Linked DNA regions of Mus musculus: region 2 is linked to region 1. The links are chromatin loops, found by intact Hi-C in ENCODE. Cell type or tissue: left cerebral cortex. All regions are shown on one strand. Links, peaks and the distances in the headings refer to the core of each region. The heading gives the core; the rest is flanking DNA.

Region 1 (4,140 bases), core at 533-3,032:
GATTTCTGAGTTCGAGGCCAGCCTGGTCTACAGAGTGAGTTCCAGGACAGTCAGGGCTGCCAGAGAAACCCTGCCTCAAAAAAACAAACAAACAAACAAACAAAAAAATCCCATCTTGTCTTAGTTAGGGTTTTACTGCTGTGAAAACACCCCATGACCAAGGCAAATCTTACAAAGGACATTTAATTTGGGCTAGCTTACAGGTTCTGAGGTTAAGTCCATTATCATCAAGGTGGGAACATGGCAGCATCCAGACAGGCATGATACAGGAGGCGCTGAGAGTTCTTCATCTTCATCTGAAGGCTGCTAGCAGAATACTGACCTCCAAGCAGCTAGGATGAGGGTCTTAAAGCCCACACCCACAGTGACACACCTACCTCAACATGGCCACACCTACTCCAACAAGGCCACTCCCTGGGCAAAGCATATTCAAACCATAACACATCTCAAAAAAAGAAAAAAAATGGGGGAGTGGGTCCTACTTGGGGTTCTGTCTCCAAATCTTAAGCCCTGTGGTTAATGGTTGAAAGAAAACCGCCCTAGAGAAGTTAGTGGCAAAGCCAAGGTCCCTTAGGCCATTTCATAGGCCTTGGAGGAAGGGCAAGTTGGTCCCCAAGAGTCCTAAGGGTAGAGGCATCAGAGGGCTCCCAGTGGCCCCAGGGAGAAGGTTCAGGCTCCGGCCATAGCTAAGGTACTCTCTTGTGTCCCAGCAACAAGTGGCCTCCCCAGAGAATACAGTTCTAGCAAACTCTGGTCCCTAAGAGCATTTTGAGGATAGAGGAAGGGTAGGCCAAGGGCACAAGCCTGACTGTAGGTATGCTGGGCACTACTCCCAGAGATGTGCCACTTTCTTCGGGCTCGAAACTTTATCCCTGGGGGGCTGGAGAAATGGCTCAGCAGTTAAGAGCACTGATTGCTCTTCCAGAGGTCCTGAGTTCAATTCCCAGCAACCACATGGTGACTCACAACCATCTGTAATGAAATCTGATACCCTCTTCTGGTGTGTCTGAAGACAGCTACAGTTTATTCATCACATAAAATAAATAATTCTTTAAAAAAAAAAAAAAAAAAAAAAACACCTTTATCCCTGAAGGTACATGCAAGTGCTCCTAGTAGGCCCTCTTGACTCCCGGCTCCCTGCTGTCCTTTTCCCTGCATACTATCCCCAGTCATGTCCAAACTGGAACCCAGAGCAGAAGTTCTAAGCATCTGTCTGTCACTGAGCTGTAAACCCCTGAACCCTTGTTGTTCTAAGCTCTGGGAGTTGGGGCTGAAAATTGCTATCACACAGTTGCTCTGAGAGATGAGGCATTGGGGGCACCAAAGAATAAGTATAAGGAAAATAAGTTCTTTTTGGGTGCCCAGGAAGAACTTGTTCCTATGCCAGAGACCTTGGTGATGGCATTCCTTAGCTTGGTGCCCCTGAGGAGCCCCTCCCCTGCAACACCAAACCAAAGGCTGGTATATTGTCCACCACTAGATGGCACTGTTCTCCTTGAGCCCTTCTTGCCTGGTGGTCAAATGGGGTTTGGGAAACTACAGAGATCTTCAGGCGGTAATACAAGTACAATCCTGGCCATGAAATTAGTGTCACATGAATAGCTCCTGCCTATTTCTGTTGCCTCCTAAGCATTTCTTGGCATTGTGGCATTCATCAGTCAACTAAGCTTGCATGAGCCACGACCCTGTGTTTACAAGAGTCCTCCACAACCATCTAAACTGGCGTCATATCATCCCTTAAAACAGGCAAATACTCCCTCATCCCCAAAACAAGACAGGCTCTTCTGTCCACAGAGGTGGTCTCTGTTCCCCATCCTAGGAACAAAACCTTTGCTGGAAAGATCCCTGGGCCTAGAAACCCAGGCCTAGGCTCTGCCTTTAGTAGGGCTCTTTCCCTGGCTGGGATGTAAGGTAGTTGTTGTAGGTAGTTGTAGGCGGTGGTGTAGTTGATGCCTATGGATCTGTTCTTCTTTAATGGAGTTCTGATTTTTTTATCTGACATGCACACCTACTTGTGCACACACAAACTCCTCTATTCTCTCTTCCCTAGAGCTGACCCACGACCTGGAGATGAGAGAGGTCCAGTCTCACCAACAAGGTAAGAAAAATAGCTCTGGGCTGTGGCGGGAGGCACAGAAGGTTGAGTTTCTGCAAGCACTCTTTTTTTTTTTTTAAGATTTATTTATTTATATGTAAGTACACTGTAGCTGTCTTCAGACACTCCAGAAGAAGGAGTCAGATCTCATTAGAATGGTTGTGAGCCACCATGTGGTTGCTGGGATTTGAACTCCAGACCTTCGGAGAGCAGTCGGGTGCTCTTACTCACTGAGCCATCTCACCAGCCCTCTCCAAGCACTCTTAAAATGTCTTATATATTAGTATGGAATGGGACACATGGAAGCCTGAGAGTTTCTGGGAGTCAGTCAGCTCTCTGCTTCTAACAGTTGGGTCCCAGGGATCAAACTCAGGTCTTCAGACTTGACAGCAAGCACCTTTACCTGCTGAGCCCTCTTGCTGGACCACATTTGACTACTCACTATGTTGTCAAGGATGGCCTTGAACTCTGCAACTTCCTGCCTTTGCCTCCAAGAGCAAAAAAGGAAGCTGCCCAACACTGACCTCTGGCTTCCACAGTGACACAACAAACATAAACATATACACACACTGCACACACATACAAACACATAAATGACATAATGAAATTTTAAAAGATTTTTAAGTCTCACTTGGGCCGGGCATGTGCTACACATCTTTAATCCCAGCACTCAGGAGGCAGAGGCAGACAGATCTGTAAATTGTAGGCCAGCCTGGTTTACGAAATAAATTCCAATATATCCGGGGCTACATAAAAGACCCTGTCTCAAAACAAAAATGAGGAGGTGCTGTAGCAGTACTGAGTGACAAGATTAGGTCCAGATTTAATGTAGGAAAGAAGAACGTCAGCTGGGAGACCTGGAGCTGGGTCGTCGGGCTACCTCCATGTTCTAGCAGTCTTCAGAGGACTCTGGTAGAATCGCTCAAGAGAGGCAGAGGGGTGCCTGAGGCTTCAAACAGTTTCTTCATCATACTATATCAAATTCAAGGCCAGCCTCAACTACCCAATGACACCCTGGGACCATCTGTTTTGTGTTGAGATACTGCCTCACTCTGGAGTCCCAAATGGCCTAGAAATTACTGTGTAGAGCAGGTTAGCTTCAAGTTCATGACCATTCTCCGGCCTCAGCCTCCCAAGTGCTGATATTACAATCATAAACCACTATGTGGGTGCCAGAAGAATTCATAAGAATTAACAGAAACCTGGACATGAGGGTGCACGCCTTTAGTCCCAGCAGGTCACCGGAAGAGACAAGAGGATCTAGGTGAGCTCCAGGCTAGCCTGGTTTATATAGCAAGTTCCAGGCCAGCCAGTGCTTTATAGTGAAGTCATTGTTTCAGGAGGGAGGAGGGAAGGAAGGGAGAAAGGGAGGGACAGAGGGAGGGAGGGAGGGAGGGAGGGAGGGAGGGAGGGAGGGAGGGAGGGAAAAACATACCGATGTGTTAAGGTTCTTACACATCAAGAGCAAGGAAGGCTGTGAATTTTTTTCTTTTTTTTTTTTTTGTTTTTTGTTTTTGTTTTTTTTTTTTGAGACAGGGTTTCTCTGTATAGCTCTGGCTGTCCTGGAACTCACTCTGTAGACCAGGCTGGCCTCGAACTCAGAAATCCGCCTGCCTCTGCCTCCCGAGTGCTGGGATTAAAGGCGTGCGCCACCATGCCCGGCTTCTTTTTTTTTTTTTTTTTTTTTTTTGGTTTTGGTTTTTTCGAGACAAAGTTTCTCTGTGTAGCCCTGGCTGTCCTGGAACTCACTCTGTAGACCAGGCTGGCCTCGAACTCAGAAATCCGCCTGCCTCTGCCTCCCAAGTGCTGGGATTAAAGAATCCCTAAGCTAAAATGTTGTAAATCCTATAGATTGCTTCGTGAAGCTGAAGATAAGCTAGGGTACATGGGAACTCTTAGACTTGAATGGATTCTGCCTGCTTCTTCATATAGCACTCATGGGACACTTCTTGGTGTCTCTGTGCTTGAAGGAAGGGGGCACACACTCACAAGGAGGTACATGACTTAATACTAGCTTTCCTCTGGAAAGGTTTTTGGGGTCACCA
Region 2 (4,140 bases), core at 929-3,428, 80 kb before region 1:
TCCATCTGCCTCTGCCTACAGAGTACTGAGATTAAAGGTATGCATCTGTAAGGATGGCACATGTGTGAGTTTTTAATAGTAGTCTCAAAGGACAGGATCAACTCCAACAGATGTCAGGATCCAAAGATGCTGAAGTCTCTTATCCAGAATGGACTGGTACCCACATGGAGTCCACACATCCTCCTGTATGAAGCCCATCTTCTCTGGATTACTTATGATGTCTAACACTCTGCAACACTGTGTAAGCAAAAGTTACCCTGTGTCATCCCAGGAATAAGAGCAAGCAAAGGGGCCTGCACCTGTGCAATGCAGGTACGGTTTGAAACATATGTATTGCTGGGCATGATGGTGTATGTCTTTAAGCCCAGCACTCAAAAGACAGGAGCAGGTGGATCTCTATGAATCCTAGGCTAGCCGGATCTACAGAGCAAGACCCAGGCCAGCAAGGACTACATGGTGAGGCTCTGTCCAAAACTATGTGTATTTTCAATCCAAGGTAGGTTGAATCTGGATATGAAACCCAGAAAGGTCAATTACATACACAAAACCCACAGATTACTTCTAATCGTATGAAACTGAAGAGATGGCCCAGTCTATAAAGTGCTTGCCAAACAAGCATGAGGACTTGGGTTCAATCCCCATCCATGTGATATGTGTGTGTGTGTGTGTGTGTGTGTGACTGGAGTGCACACCTGTAATCCCAGTCCTGAGGAGCCACAGACAGAGGTCCCTGTGGTTCGCTGACTAAACAATCTAGCAGAAGTGGCAAGCCAATAAGAGAGTGTCTCAAAACTAAGGGGAACAAAAGGAATAAATGAGCTGGAGAGTAGTCGAGTGGAGAGCAGCTGAGAAAGACACCAAACATCAACCCCTGGTCTCCATACACATGGGAACATATACATTCTTACTACCCCTGGCCTCCACACACACAGGAACATATTCATCTATACTACCCTGGCCTCCATACACAGGGGAACACATACATCTATACCACCCTGGCCCCATACACACAGAGACACAGACGTCTATACTACCCTGGTCCCCATACACACAGGAACATACCATACATACACACACAAAATAAATTCTGACATATGCTGCAACACCAATGGATCTGGAAGCCTCTATAGTAAGTGGCCATGGGAAAGAAGATGATAGGGAATGAAGAGCTATTATGGAGTGGGTGCAGAGATCCATTTACGATAATAAAGTGCACACTGATGCACAGCAAGGCTCGAGCGCCTAATACCACTGAGCGATGCACCTAAGGGGCTAACAAGGTATGTTTTGGAAATGTAGCTCCTAGCATGGACACCCACTCTGCATAAACCATGCATGGTGGCGTAAGCCTGTAATCCCAGCATTTGGGACGTGGAGGCAAGAAGAGGGTTAGAAGTTCAAGGTTTTTCTTAGCTACATAATGAGTTTAAGGTCAGACTGGGCTAGGTGAGACTCTGTCAGAAGGGAGAAGAGAGAGAGGGAGTCAGAGAGGGAGGGAAGAAGGAAGGAAGGGAGGGAAGGAGAAAGGGAGGGAGGAAACTTTTTCTATTATATATATTATATTAAAATGAAAAGAGTTGGTGAATGTTAGATTAAAATGATAGCTGTCAGCTGAGGGTGTCGCTCAGCCCTGGAGCACCTGCCTGGCATGCACGAGGCCAGGTTTAAGTTCCAGATCCACATCAGAACTGTTAGCAATGGTCCATCCGTTTTGGGCCTCAAGTATCCAGATGCCTAGCACAGCACTACCTAAGGCAGGGAGGGAGGGAGGAGAGAAGGAAGGGGAAGTCCTGAGTTTAGAGGAGACAAGGAAGCCAGCTCAGAAGGCAGGAAGGCCCTGGAAGCCTGCAGCGCAGGCTTTCCATCTTCCCTCCCCCTCATTCTCCTGTTTGCCACACAGTGGTTGCTATGGAAACAAGGGGCACCTTGGGCTCCTAGAGCTCAGCCCAGGTGCTGCTACTCTGGGAATAATACCAGCATGTAAGAGAAAGGCCCAGTCCTCAGGGCTTTGTGTACACACACACACACACACACACACACACACACACACACAGACACACACACACTCGTCTACCCCCAGCGCCTCCTGTCTGTCTAGTGACCTCTGTCGTCATCGGGTAGACGTGAGTGGATGCGCACATCAATCCAGCTTGCTCTGGTGGGTCCGTGGGGGTGTTTACAGTCCTGTGGGCATGTCGTGCGGTTCTGTATGCGATCACACAGCCCAGGACTATTGTACACCACCAGAAGCACTATGATTAGACACCGTGCTCCACGCTTCTCCTGAGCTATCACGCTCAAAGCTCACAGCAGCACCGTGTGTAGCACTATTAATATTCACTGGTAAGGAAACTGGAGCACAGGAAGGTTGTGTGGTTTCCCTAAGTACACCCAGAGCATGTGAACCTGACCACTGGATCTGCACTGTGGGAACAGAGCTTAAAATATATATATGTATTTGCTTATTTTAGCCAAGGTGTACCCTTTAATCCCAGCACTTGGAAGGCAGAGGCATGCAGAGCACTATGAGTTCGAGGCCAGCCTGGTTTACAGGGTGAGTTCCAGGACAGCCAGGGCTACAGAGAGAAACCCTCAAAAGAGAAAAAAAAACAAACAAAAAAAATGTATTTTTACTTTATGTATATTAGTGTTTGCCTGCATGTATGTCTGTGTACCACATGCATACCTGAAACCTGGAGAGGCCAGGAAAGGACACTAGATCTCCTGGAACTGGAGTTACAGAGGGTTGTAAACTGCCATGTAGATGCTGGGAATTGAACCCTGGTCCTTTGCCAGAGTATCCGGTGCTCTTAACCCCTGAGTCATCTTCCCCAGACCCAAAGGTGAAAGCCCTTTAAACAAACTAGATCCCAAGCAGCTGTGGCCTACCTCACCTCAAGGACCACGTCCTGCCGTGGTAACAAACACCAAGGCTTCTTGAGCCCCACCCAAGGGTGATAAAGAGGAGTCCCTCAGATGGGGCCCAAGGAGCTGCCTTTTAACCCAGCCCCTGGACTGATCTGCCTGGCCAGCAGAGTAACCAGCCACTGATTCAACCTACACTGGTCATAGCAGAATGGAGGTGGGGCTGTACCTCCTGAATCCAGCTCCTGAGCTCAGTAACTAACAGGCCTGTGAAACTCCTCCTGCAGCCGCAGCTCCTGTCTACCACAGGCATCTAAAGGCAGCCAAGCACCCAGGCCAAGCCAGCTGCTGTCAGCATCCTCCTCCCCAAGGGCAGGGCCCCGCAAGTCAGTTATGTGGCTTTGTGGCCTGCCAGGCGCGGATTTCCGCCCACTCCACCCTCTCAGAATGAGTTGGGTGTGGGGCGGAGGCTCACACAGTGGGTAGCCTGCCTATTCACAGATCAGCCAGAGGCAGGGAGGCAAGCCACCTGGCCAGGGCAACAAACACTGCAGAAAGCTCCTGCTGGCTCTGACCTCGGGGAATAAGAGCAGACAGAAGCCATATAGAGACAGCATTCACTGTGCCCCTGACCAGAGAAACTCTCTCTGCTCCGGGAGGCTGAGGAAGCAGTGGCTGTGTACACCAGGAGTGAAGGAAGCTAAATCAGGAAAGGAAGGGTGGAGGCATATTTGCAAGAAAGCAAATCCAGAAACTGACAGAGGTGAGATTTGAACCTGAGATTACTAAATTGCTTCAGGTCATCCAGCAGGTGGAGACAGGATTTAAACCCAGACTGCCTGCCTCCGAAATCTACAAAGTAACCCACTGGTTGGTAGACCCTGTTCTGCACACATGCTTATGGATGGTAGGGAGGCTATGACCTCAAAAGTTCAGTTAAACCTGGAGATGGTTTTCCTTGCCACAGCTAGAAGGTGTGTGGTATTGGCAATAGGTGGGTAGAGATCCGGAGATTTTGTTAGACATCCTACAGGGACCAGGACAGACACCGCCCCCGTACCCCACCCCACCCCCAGGGACCATCCAGACCACTGTGAAGAGTGGAGCCCTGGATTAGTGTGACAGACCCACCTGGAGCCCCCACCTGACCCATGGGCCACCATCATGCTTGTCAGTCCCTGGAGAGAGGGGTTCTCAAACTTCACTGCCTACAAATGTCATTCATGAGTCCTGAGAAGGTGCAGGTGCCAGGTTCCTCCAGAAGCCTCTGATTTC

What was found. Peaks named below come from ENCODE experiments on the same cell type or tissue, not always from the same donor. Only the 100,000 strongest peaks of a DNase experiment are listed, where the experiment ranks them.
Region 2: a loop joins it to region 1, with 2.7 times the contacts of the local background. A loop is called at or near these places in 1 of 42 quality-filtered maps.

The regions. Positions count from the first base shown.
Region 1 is chr11:74,633,191-74,637,330 of GRCm38, forward strand. Ccdc92b (coiled-coil domain containing 92B) reads left to right here. Exons shown (of 4, transcript NM_001013784.1): 3 at 2,051-2,098. Among named protein-coding and RNA genes, the nearest start is that of Cluh, 14 kb to the right of the region's middle. In left cerebral cortex, for the core only: a CTCF peak has its summit at 1,472 (motif pointing right); a DNase peak (open chromatin) is centred at 1,478.
Region 2 is chr11:74,552,948-74,557,087 of GRCm38, forward strand. The region is part of intron 2 of Rap1gap2 (RAP1 GTPase activating protein 2); the gene reads right to left. Among named protein-coding and RNA genes, the nearest start is that of Rap1gap2, 35 kb to the right of the region's middle. In left cerebral cortex, for the core only: no CTCF peak of the experiment used is centred there; DNase peaks (open chromatin) are centred at 1,915, 2,121 and 3,305; H3K27ac peaks cover 2,122 bases.